2 separate regions of the Homo sapiens genome follow, and region 2 is linked to region 1. A link is an interaction called in ENCODE POLR2A ChIA-PET data of the cell type or tissue named here. Cell type or tissue: endothelial cell of umbilical vein. All regions are shown on one strand. Links, peaks and the distances in the headings refer to the core of each region. The heading gives the core; the rest is flanking DNA. Region 1 overlaps RPL34-DT (RPL34 divergent transcript). Region 2 has its middle 25 kb from the start of OSTC.

The links. Peaks named below come from ENCODE experiments on the same cell type or tissue, not always from the same donor. Only the 100,000 strongest peaks of a DNase experiment are listed, where the experiment ranks them.
Region 2: POLR2A ChIA-PET joins it to region 1 with 5 read pairs; 2 of 35 experiments call an interaction of 5 or more read pairs at or near these places.

What each region holds. Positions count from the first base shown.
Region 1 is chr4:108,589,796-108,595,175 of GRCh38, reverse strand. The region is part of intron 1 of RPL34-DT (RPL34 divergent transcript); the gene reads left to right. Among named protein-coding and RNA genes, the nearest start is that of RPL34-DT, 28 kb to the left of the region's middle. In endothelial cell of umbilical vein, for the core only: no CTCF peak of the experiment used is centred there; a DNase peak (open chromatin) is centred at 2,855; H3K27ac peaks cover 2,216 bases.
Region 2 is chr4:108,672,587-108,677,966 of GRCh38, reverse strand. No RefSeq gene overlaps it. Among named protein-coding and RNA genes, the nearest start is that of OSTC, 25 kb to the right of the region's middle. In endothelial cell of umbilical vein, for the core only: no CTCF peak of the experiment used is centred there; no DNase peak of the experiment used is centred there.

The sequences.
Region 1 (5,380 bases), core at 233-5,232:
TTGGTGGGCCCTTTTCATCTAGCAATTCATGTCTTCAGTTGTGAAAAATTTTTGTTAAATTATTTTACTAATGATTTTTCTGCTTCATTTTCTCCTTGCTCTCTTCCTGGAACCCTTATTACTCATATGTGAGACCTTCAGGTGTGCTCCCTTTATTTTTCTTATATCTTCTCTTCTATTTTCCGTCTGTCTTTTTGCTGTTTTCTTAACACTTTCTTGAACTTTATCTTCAACTCTTCTGTTGAATTTTTCATTTCAGCTATTAGCTGCTCTTTTAATTCTCTGAATTTTCTTTTGACATAGCATCATTTTCTATTTTCACAAAGGAAATATTTTCTCTCAGAATTTTTTTTTTTTTTTTTAGACAGAGTCTCGCTCCATCACCCAGGCTGGAGTGCAGTGTCAAGATCTCGGCTCACTGCAACCTCTGCCACCTGGATTCAAGCGATTCTCCTGCCTCAGCCTCCCGAGTAGCTGGGACTACAGGCATATGCCACCACGACCCGGTAATTTTTTCTATTTTTAGTAGAGATGGGGTTTCACTATGTTGGCCAGGCTGATCTTGAGCTCCGGACCTCAGGTGATCTGTGATTGGACTCCAGTGAAGACTCCAAGATGGCGATCGCCACCTCGGATACCCTGATTCAGCATTTCCGGGTTCACCTTTCCTGTTCCCGCCACCCTGACTAACGCGCATGCCCACTAGGGCGTGTCACACTCAGAAGCGCGAAACTCAACCGACCCCGCCCCTACCCCGCCCACTCTTCACCCAGCATCCATAAAAGCGCGCTGCACCTTTGGCACAGTGCGACTTCCCTGGCCCTCCCCCTGCGGACCAGTGAACCTCGCCTGAGAGCTCAAGAAAGAAGATTTTTGCCCTCTTAGTCTCGCCTCTCCGCCTTATTGTTCCACGGTGCCCTTCCATTGCCTTTCAATCTGCCCACCTTGGCCTCCCAAAGCGCTAGAATTACAGGCGGGAGCCACTGCACCCAGTCTCTCTGAGGTTATTAAGAATAGCTTTGTTTGGGCTGGGTGCAGTGGCTCACACCTGTAATCCCAGCACTTTGGGAGGCTGAGGCAGGTGGATCACCTGAAGTCAGGAGTTCAAGATCAGCCTGGCCAACATGGTGAAACCCTGTCTCTACCAAAAATACAAAATTAGCTGGGTATGGTGGCGCATGCCTGTAATCCCAGCTACTTGGGAGGTTAAGGCAGGAAAATTGCTTGAACCCGGGAGGCGGAAGTTGTGGTGAGCCGAGATTGTGCCATTGCACTCCAGCCTGGGCAACAAGAGTGAAACTCCGTCTCGAAAAAAAAAAAGAATAGCTTTGTTTGGCCAGGCACGGTGGCCCACTTTGGGAGCCGAGGTGCGTGGATTGCTTGAGCTCAGGAGTTCGACAGCAGCCTCGGCAACATGATGAGACCCTGTCTCCTCTAAAAATACAAAAGTTGGAGGTCGGGGGAAAGGGGACAGAGAGCATTAAGACAAATACCTAATGCATGCAGGGCTTAAAACCTAGATTACAGGTTGATAGGTGCAGGAAACCACCATGGCACATGTATACCTATGTAACAAGCCTGCACATTCAGCACATGTATCCCAGAACTTAAAGTAAAATTAAAAAAAAAAAAAAATACAAAAATTAGCTGGTGGCCGGGCACAGTGGCTCACGCCTGTAATCCCAGCACTTTGGGAGGCCGAGGTGGGCAGATCACTTGACGTCAGGAGTTCAAGACCAACTTGGCCAACATGGTGAAACCCCGTCTCTACTAAAAAAATATAAAAATTAGCTGGATGTGGTTGCATGCGCCTGTAATCCCACTTACTTGAGAGGGTGAGGCAGGAGAATTGCTTGAGCCTGGGAGGCGGAGGTTGCAGTGAGCTGCGGTCACGCCACTACACTCCAGCCTGGGCGGCAGAGCTAGACTCTACCTCAAATAAATAAATATATAAATTAATTAAATTAAATAAAAAAAAATTAGCTGGTCATATTGGTGCATGCCTGTGGTCCTGGCTAATCAGGAGGATTAGTTGGGAGAATTGCTTGAGCCCAGGAGATCGAAGCTACAGTGAGCCAAGATAGAGCCACTAAACTCCAGCCTGGGCAACAGAATGAGACCCTGTCTCAAAAAAAAAAAAAAAAAAAAAAAGAATAGCTTTGTTGGAGTTTCCCCCCGCCCCACCCCCCACCGTATAGTCTCTATTTCCTTCAAGTTGCTTTCTTTTGTTTATTGGTTTGGTCTTTATCTTCCATATCTTGTCATCCTTCCTTTATAATTAAGAACAAGGGATTTAAATCATAATTGGTTGCTCTGGGTGCTTCTGTGGAGCTTGTTTACTTTGGATGTCACTGTCAAGTGGTCTGGATAGGCTCTTTGTACTTCCAATGTCAATATTTAAAAAATCTTTCCTCCTGGCAGGGCATGGTGGCTCATGCGTGTAATCCCAGCACTTTGGGAGGCCCAGGTGGGCAGATCACTTGAGGCCAGGAGTTCAAGACCAGCCTGGCCAACATGATGAAACCCCATCTCTACTAAAAATACAAAAATTAGCTGGGTGTCGTGGTACATGCCTGTAATCCCAGCTATTTGGGAGGCTGAGGCAGAGAATTGCTTGAACCTGGGAGCCAGAGGCTTCAGTGAGCGGAGATCGCGCCACTGCACTCCAGCCTGGGCAACAGAGCAAGACTCCATCTCAAAAAAAAAAAAAAAAAAAACCCAAAAAACAAAAAACTTTCCTCCTATGTTGAGATTTTTAGCAGAAAACATTCTTCCGATCTCCTTACTAAAGGGAAATGACCAGGCTTCTGGCATTCTGGAAGCCAAGTGGAGGAAGTGATGAAAGGTTTTAGCATTCCATATGCATTCAGTCATGCAATCTGTCTGTGTTTGGTATGATGATAGATCTTTAATTGTATCTCGTGTCCTGCATTTCAAAGGCCTTCTGCTGCGCTTACTCCTCAGAATAAATCAGGTGAGGAAAGGGCAATGTGAGTTAAGGTATAGAGATTTAACCCAATGGAACAGCTTTCATTCAATCCTCATTTTACCCTCTTCATTATTTTGGCCTCCCCTCTACACCAGTGGTAGGGGTATATGGCACTGCCAGTTGTCAGTCTGCTTTTCAGATTCCAAAATTTTCCTGCCCTTGTATTCTCTTGTGCTTGCTTGCTTGCTTTTCTCTTCCTTCCTTCCTTCCTTCCTTCCTTCCTTCCTTCCTTTCTTTTTCTTTCTTTCTTTCTTTCTTTCTTTCTTTCTTTCTTTCTTTCTTTCTTTCTTTTTCTTTCTTTCTCTTTCTTTCTTTCCTTCTCTCTCTCTCTTTCTTTCTTTCTCTTTCTTTCTTTCTTTCTTTCTTTCTTTCTTTCCTTCTCTCTCTTTTCTTTCTTTCTTTCCTTCTCTCTCTCTCTTTTTCTTTCTTTCTTTCTTCCTTCCTTCCTTCTTTCCTCCCTCCCTCTCTCTCTTTCTTTCTTTCTCTCTCTTTCTCTCTTTCTTTCTTTCTTCTTCTTTTTTTTTTTTTCCAGAGTCTCACTCTGTCACCTAGGCTGGAGTGCAGTGGTGTGATCTTAACTCACTGCAACCTCCGCCTTCCAGGTTCAAGTGATTCTCCTGCCTCAGCCTCCCAAGCAGCTGGGATTACAGGCGCCCACCACCATGCCTGGCTAATTTATGTATTTTTAGTAGAAACGGGGTTTCACCATGTTGGCCAGCACCTGATCTCAAGTGATCTGCCCTCCTCAGCCTCCCGAAGTGCTGGGATTAGAGGCGTGAGCCACCGTGCCCGGCCTTTTTTTTTTTTTTTCCAGTTTTTTCTTTGTTTTTTAGTTTCTCCTTTTTTTTGTTTTTGTGTTTTTTTCATGTGAGTTGTACCTTTTCAAGAAAATCACTTTACTCAAGTTTTATGGAATTTTGTAGAGCAGCAAAATTAGATGTGTGGTTTAGTCTACCATCTTAACCCAGAAAACCATTTAGATCTACTTTTGCTCCTTTTTTAAAAATGAATGAAGTAGAAGTTTCAGGATACTGAGATAAAGACCAAAGCGTTCTTCTGTCTCCTTTATTTTCTCTCCATGACAATGTGAAACCATATTTAGATCAAACAAGTGTTCATTTAAGCCCTGTGCTTTTGAGAAAAATAGTTTTGAAAGTTTGAGCAATCTGAGCAAACTTGGCCCTTGGAGCTGACCCAAAGGAGTTTTCTACAAACCATGACCAAACTTTGTGGACACAGAGGCTGGTTGCTTAAAGAACAGACCTCTCCTAGGTCAGAAATGATAGGTTCCACTGAGAGCAAATTCAAACAACACTGTTTCATTTGAAGGAATTTCAATATCTAGGTTTTTCTCTAATAAATACATTAAACAACAAGCTTAATTTTTCTTGTGTTACTTATTACACAATTACAGATGTTACTTACTGAAATATGGATAAATTGTCTTTTAGGAAATGTTGACTGAGGACTAAGTATGAAGTACAATAAATAGAAAGTCAGAAAATACTAATCCCATTCATTTCCTATTTAAAAATGAGAAAAATGAATTATTAATTGTATTGTAAGAGTTATGGATACTTCAGGACTATAAACTGGGAATTTTGCCAAGTGTTGCTCAGACCAACCTTGATTAACATTCATTCACCATTCATTCATTTATTCATTCATTCACTCAAACATGTTTCTTGATCCCCCATATATGCAAGGCTCTGAACTAGTTACTGGACCTCTACCCGTGAACAAGGCAGACCCTGCCTTCTTGGAACTTGTGCTCTGGCAGAACGGACAAGCATGAAACAAGTAATTGCAACATGATTTACTGTGGTAAGAATATAAGAGAGGAGTGCTTGCCTTAATCTCAGGTGTAATGTTTGAGTTGAGATCTGAGAGAGGAGTAGATGTTAATTAGGCAAAGAGCAGGCATAGAATAGGGGGCCTGGAAATCTACCAGATCTAAGTCACAGAACAGTCAGTGTAAATACCCAGAGACATTCCTTGAGACACAGAGGGGCACAGACACAGCAAGAGAACTGGGCAGGAGGCAAAGTCCACATCATGATTAGCTGTAATGCTTCCTCAGGAAGACAAGAACTCCTCACAGCAGAAACACAGGGCAGAGAAATTTTTCTGCCCAACAGTTTGAACGGTCACCCTGCTTCAACATGACAAAACAAGCCAACGAAAATATTTTACTCAGGACAAGTTTTCAAAAAGCATAAATGCATTTTTTAATGGTTTAGACTTTTATTTGAATACAAAATGAAGTCTCTTACTGGTGAATAAGAACAGCATCTATTAAGAGTACCCAAATACCATCTATTATGTTATTTGCTAATGTATTTATACCACTCCCGCAAGCTGGTGTTTCTGTTTTGTTTTGTTTTAATCACA
Region 2 (5,380 bases), core at 181-5,180, 83 kb before region 1:
TGGAGCAGTTGACAACATAAGCACTTAATGACATATGCAAAGGTTCATCCACCACAGGAGGCATCTGAAGAAATGGACTTTATGAAGAGGAGGTGCCATCCATTACCCAAAGGCAGCTCCTTGGCCTTCAGTCGAGCGGTGGCATCATGCTGCTTTGAAACTATTTCCCCCCTGCAACAGATACAACATAAATCATAAAAACACTGTTTTCAATGAACATAGAAATAAAAGCAGACATTCCATGATCCAACTATATTTATCATACCTGCCAATGTATGCACATTTATACCACTTCCATCTCCAGAGGAGAATGTACAATCATGCATTGAAAAAAGTATGGGGTGTGAGTGGGAAAATAACTACAGATAAGTGGAGCACCTCATATGTTCCAGAGGCTGTGCATTATCTCATTTAATTATCAGAACATCCCTATGGGGTAGGTATTGTTATCTTCATTTTACCAAGAGGAAAGTGAGGCTTGGAGAATATTTAACTTGCTAAAGGTGAAACAGCTGGTAACTGGCAAAGGTGGCATACGAATCCAAATCTAATTGGTTAACATAGCTTAGGAGACGTATTTAGCCACCAAAACGGCTATATTGGTCTAATATGCTTTCTAAGAGCAGTACATATTCTTTTGGGGACTTTATTTTCAAATTAACATAGAGAACCTAGACTGCAGTTAGACAAGAGTGATCATAAAGGAACCAGACCTCATGTTTCTGAGCCTGAGAAACTATAAATAGCTAACCTGAGAAAAATGGAGGCACATGACAGGCTTTTAATATTTGAAACGCTGGCTATCATTATGGTGTGCAGCTAAGTATGTTCTGTATAGGCACAAGGATGGAACCAAAACCAATTAACTAAAACAAAAAAAAAGCTTTCCAAAAGAAAAGTGATCTGAAGATGGAATGGATTACCTTGAGAGGTAAGGAAGTTCCCATCACTGATAATGTCAACAGTAGTTAGAACACACCTCATTTTGGCTAATGAAATTATAATTTGAATTTTCTTGTATATTTTATAACAAATTACCTAAACTAAATTCCATAAACTTGATAACAAGTGGACTTCGGGTAATCTTGTAAAGAGGTAGCTAGACCACTGGGTGCAGCAGGACTGAGGGATGGGCAAAGAGGAAGGAAGAAGTAGAAGTTTATAGTCAAGGGTGTGGCCTATTAAAAACTTGACTTTTTAGGCTGGGTACATGGCTCATGCCTGTAATCCCAGCAGTTTGGGAGGCCGAGGCAGGCGGATCACGAGATCAGGAGATTGAGACCATCCTGGCTAACATGGTGAAACCCCGTCTCTACTGGAAAAAAAAAAAAACAAAATTAGCTGGGCGTGGTGGTGTGTGCCTGTAGTCCCAGCTACTCAGGAGGCTGAGGCAGGAGAATGGCGTGAACCCGGGAGGTGGAGCTTGCAGTGAGCCGAGATTGCGCCACTGCACTCCAGCCTAGGCGACAGAGCCAGACTCCGTCTCAAAAACAAACCAAAAAACAAAAAAATTTAAAAAAAACTTGACTTTTTAAAAACAGCTTAAAGATATAATTGACATTTTTTAAAAACTACACATATTTGGGCCAGGCCGGGTGACCCACGACCTGTAATCCCAGCACTTTGGGAGGTTGAGGTGGGAGGATCACTTGAGGCTTGGAGGCCCAGTCCAGCCTGGGCAACACAGGGAGACCTCATCTCTACTAAAAAATGCAAAAAATCAGCCAGGTGTAGTGGTGCGCACCTACAGTCCCAGCTACTTGGGAGGCTGAGGTGGGAGGATCACTTGAGCCCAGAAGATGGAGGCTGCAGTGAGAGCCGTGAACACACCACCGCACCCCAGCTTGGGTGACAGAGTGAGACCTTGTCTCAAAAAAATAATAAACTACATGTATTTAAGATGTGCAATCTGATAAGTTTGACCTCTGTCCTGGAAACCATGCCACAATTAAGATAATGAACATATAATGTGGAATCTAGAAAAGTTGAACAGTAAAATCGTGGTTACTAGAGGCTAGAGAGTAGGAGAATTGGGGAGATGTTGGTCAAGGAGCACAAAATTTCAGTTAGGTGGGAGGAATTAGTTCAAGAGATCTATTGAACATCGTGGTGAATATAGTTAATAACAATATATTGTATACTTGAAAATTACTGAGAGAGTAGATTTTAAGTATTTTCACCAAAACAAAAGGTAAATATGTGAGGTAATTCACACATTAATTAGCTTGCATAGCCATTCCACAATGTGTGTGTGTGTGTGTGTGTGTGTATATATATATATATATATATGCACATCATGTTGTACACTGTAAATGTATACAATATACAATTTTTGCCAATTAATTAAATTTAAAAATATAAACTTAAAATACCGTCAAACATGTTGTATAGATTAATCTTGAATATGACTGACTTATTTTCTTCAAGTCAGACATTTTAAAAGGCCAGAATTATGAAACATTAAATAGAAAAATATTACCCTCACTTCCTTGCTAGGTATGTCCTTGGTGATGTAGGGCTGGACTCACAAAAGAGCACTTCCAACACTACTGTTAATAAAGTCAGGAAAAGATGCCATGTGGCATCCTATTTTTAAAATCTATATTCACTAATGAGTATATATGCGAAGTTATAGCTGGTCTTCACTTGAAATGGTACTTCATAGGCACGTTCCTCAACTTTACTTAGATAACTAAATTTATAGAGTACTATACTTTCTGAATAGAGCCCAGAGTTTTGCTCTTTGATAAGCTGTGTCAAGACAAGACCGTTTTTTATCTCCCCAGAATTCCCTTGGCTATTTTCAAGTCCCACAGACTGGTAGACTATGTGAATTAAAAAGAATTTTTGTCATCTAGAAAGCCAGCTGAGGGGAACTGATCAGCCCAGTAATGTTTTCAGTGCCTCCTCACAGATAGAACCCAACCTCTCTCGGTTAAAAGGCAGCTGGGCCTGTGTCCATTCAGGAGAGGATCCTAGTACTATACTTGTAACCTTTAGTCAAGTTAATGAAAAGCTTGGCATATGGGGGGATAATCTTTGGCGTATGTTTATAATATCCCCTGTATTTTAAAATTTTAAATAATTTTATTAAGATATATCTTGGAGTCCATCGTTTTCGGTCAGTTTTTCCGGTTACTACATGATCTTTCAAAATAGTTTCAAATCTCTTATTTCAGGAAAAATAATTTGTAAGTATAATTTAAGTATTATAATCCTTCCTTCCTTCCTTCCTTCTTTCCCTCCCTCCCTCCCTTCCCTCCCCTCCTTCCCTCCCTCCCTCCCTTTCCTTCCTTCCTTCCTTCCTTCCTTCCTTCCTTCCTTCCTTCCTTCCTTCTTCTATCTTTTTCTTTGCATTTTTAGCTACTGGAAGGGGCTGGGGCCCTGGTGATGCCCTGAGGCATCCTGTTCAATTGATCTTAATGAGCAGCTTCCCATTCTCTTCATCCATGGGTTTCTGATGGTATCCATTTTTTACATCCAATTTTTAATACTATTGATTTCCTTCATAAACTACCAAGGTAGCCTACATTTTTTTTAAAAAAAAAAAAGTAAAATAAAATGAAAATATCCATCACCCAAAAAAGTTTCCTTATGACCTTTTGTCACTCCTCCCTCTCATACCTCCCACTCTTCTCCCCAGACCTCACCCCCACAACCATATACAACTAGATAGAAGTCATTCGTCAGATATATATTTTGCAAGTATCTTCCAACAGCCTGAGGCTTGCCTTTTAATTTTCTTAACAGTATCTTTTGAAAAGAAAAAGTTTTTAATTTTAATCCAGTCTAGTTGATTGATGTTCTTTTCATTTATAGCTTATGCTTTTGTGTATCATATTTAAAAATCTTTGCCAAGCCCAAGGTCACTACATTTTTCATCCATGTTTTCTTCTAGAAGTATTATGATTCAGGCTCTTATATTAAAGTCTGTGATCCATGTCATTCATGAAGTTTTGTAAATGGTGAGGTAAGCGTTGAAGTTTTTTTTTTTTTTTTTTTTTTTTTTGCATATGGTTATCCAATTGCCCCAGCACCATTTGTTAAAAAGGCTATTCTTGCCGGGAGCGGTGACTCACACCTGTAATCCCAGCAATTTGGGAGGCCAAGGTGGGCAGGTCACCTGAGGTCAGGAGTTCGAAAACAGCCTGGCCAACATGGCAAAACCCCATCTCTACTAAAAATTAGCTGGGCATGGTAGCAGGCACCTGTAATCCCAGCTACTCAGGAGGCTGAGGCAGGAGAATCACTTGAACCCAGGAGGTAGAGGTTGCAGTGAGCTGAGATCATGCCACTGCACTCCAGCCTGGGCAACAGAGAGAGACTCTGTCTCAAAAAAAAAAAAAAAAAAAGCTATTTGTTCCTCATTGAATTGCCTTGGAACTTTTACCAAGTCAATGGGTCATATATGTGTGCATCAATTTTTGGACTCTTCTCTGTTTTACTGACCTATTTGTCTATCCTCAGGTAGATTAACTTTTTTCAATCATTTCAAATGTATTACAGCTGCTTTAAGGCCAATCTTACGGACTATCATGGTAAACATATGATGTGCACACCCATTGTTGGGTGTAGAGTTTTGAAAAGGTAAGTTGAATCAAGGTGGTCGATAGTGTGATTCAGGTCTTCTAGGTTCCTGTTAATGACTTGTCTTGTTGTTCTATCAATTTCTAAATAGAAAATGTAAAAATATTCAACTCTGAAACTGCTTCACTCTCCAATTTTGTCAATTTTTGCTTTGTATATGGTGAAGGTCTGTTATTAGCTGCATACAAATCTATTATTGTAATGTCTTACTGCTAAATTCACTCTTTTGACATTATGAAATTGAAATATACATTTTATCTCTGGGGATACTTTTTGTTTTGAAATCTATTTTAGTAGACATTAGTATAGTCAGTCCAAACTTCTAGTGCTACGGTTTGCATAGTGTATCTCTTTTCCCATTTATTTTGAGCTGTGTCTTTATATGAAAAGTAAGTCTCTCATAAACAGCATACAATTATGTATATGTGTGTTTATCCATCCTGACAATCTTAACCTTTCAGTTAAAGTGTTTAATCCCCTAACATTTAATATAATTACGGATATGGTTGTTTGAGCCCACCATTTTATTGTTTTCTATTTGTCTCCTCTGTTTTTTGTTTTTATTCCTCCTTTCCTGCCTCTTCTCAATTTTGTATTATGTGAGGCTGGGCACAGTGTAATTCCATCACTTTGGGAGGCCAAGGCAGGCAGATCACTCGAGGTCAGGAGTTCAAGACCAGCCTGGCCAACACGGCAAAACCTAGTCTCTACTAAAAATGCAAAAATTAGCTGGGTATGGCAGTGTGCACCTCTAATCCCAGTTACTCAGGAGGTTGAGGCATGAGAATCATCT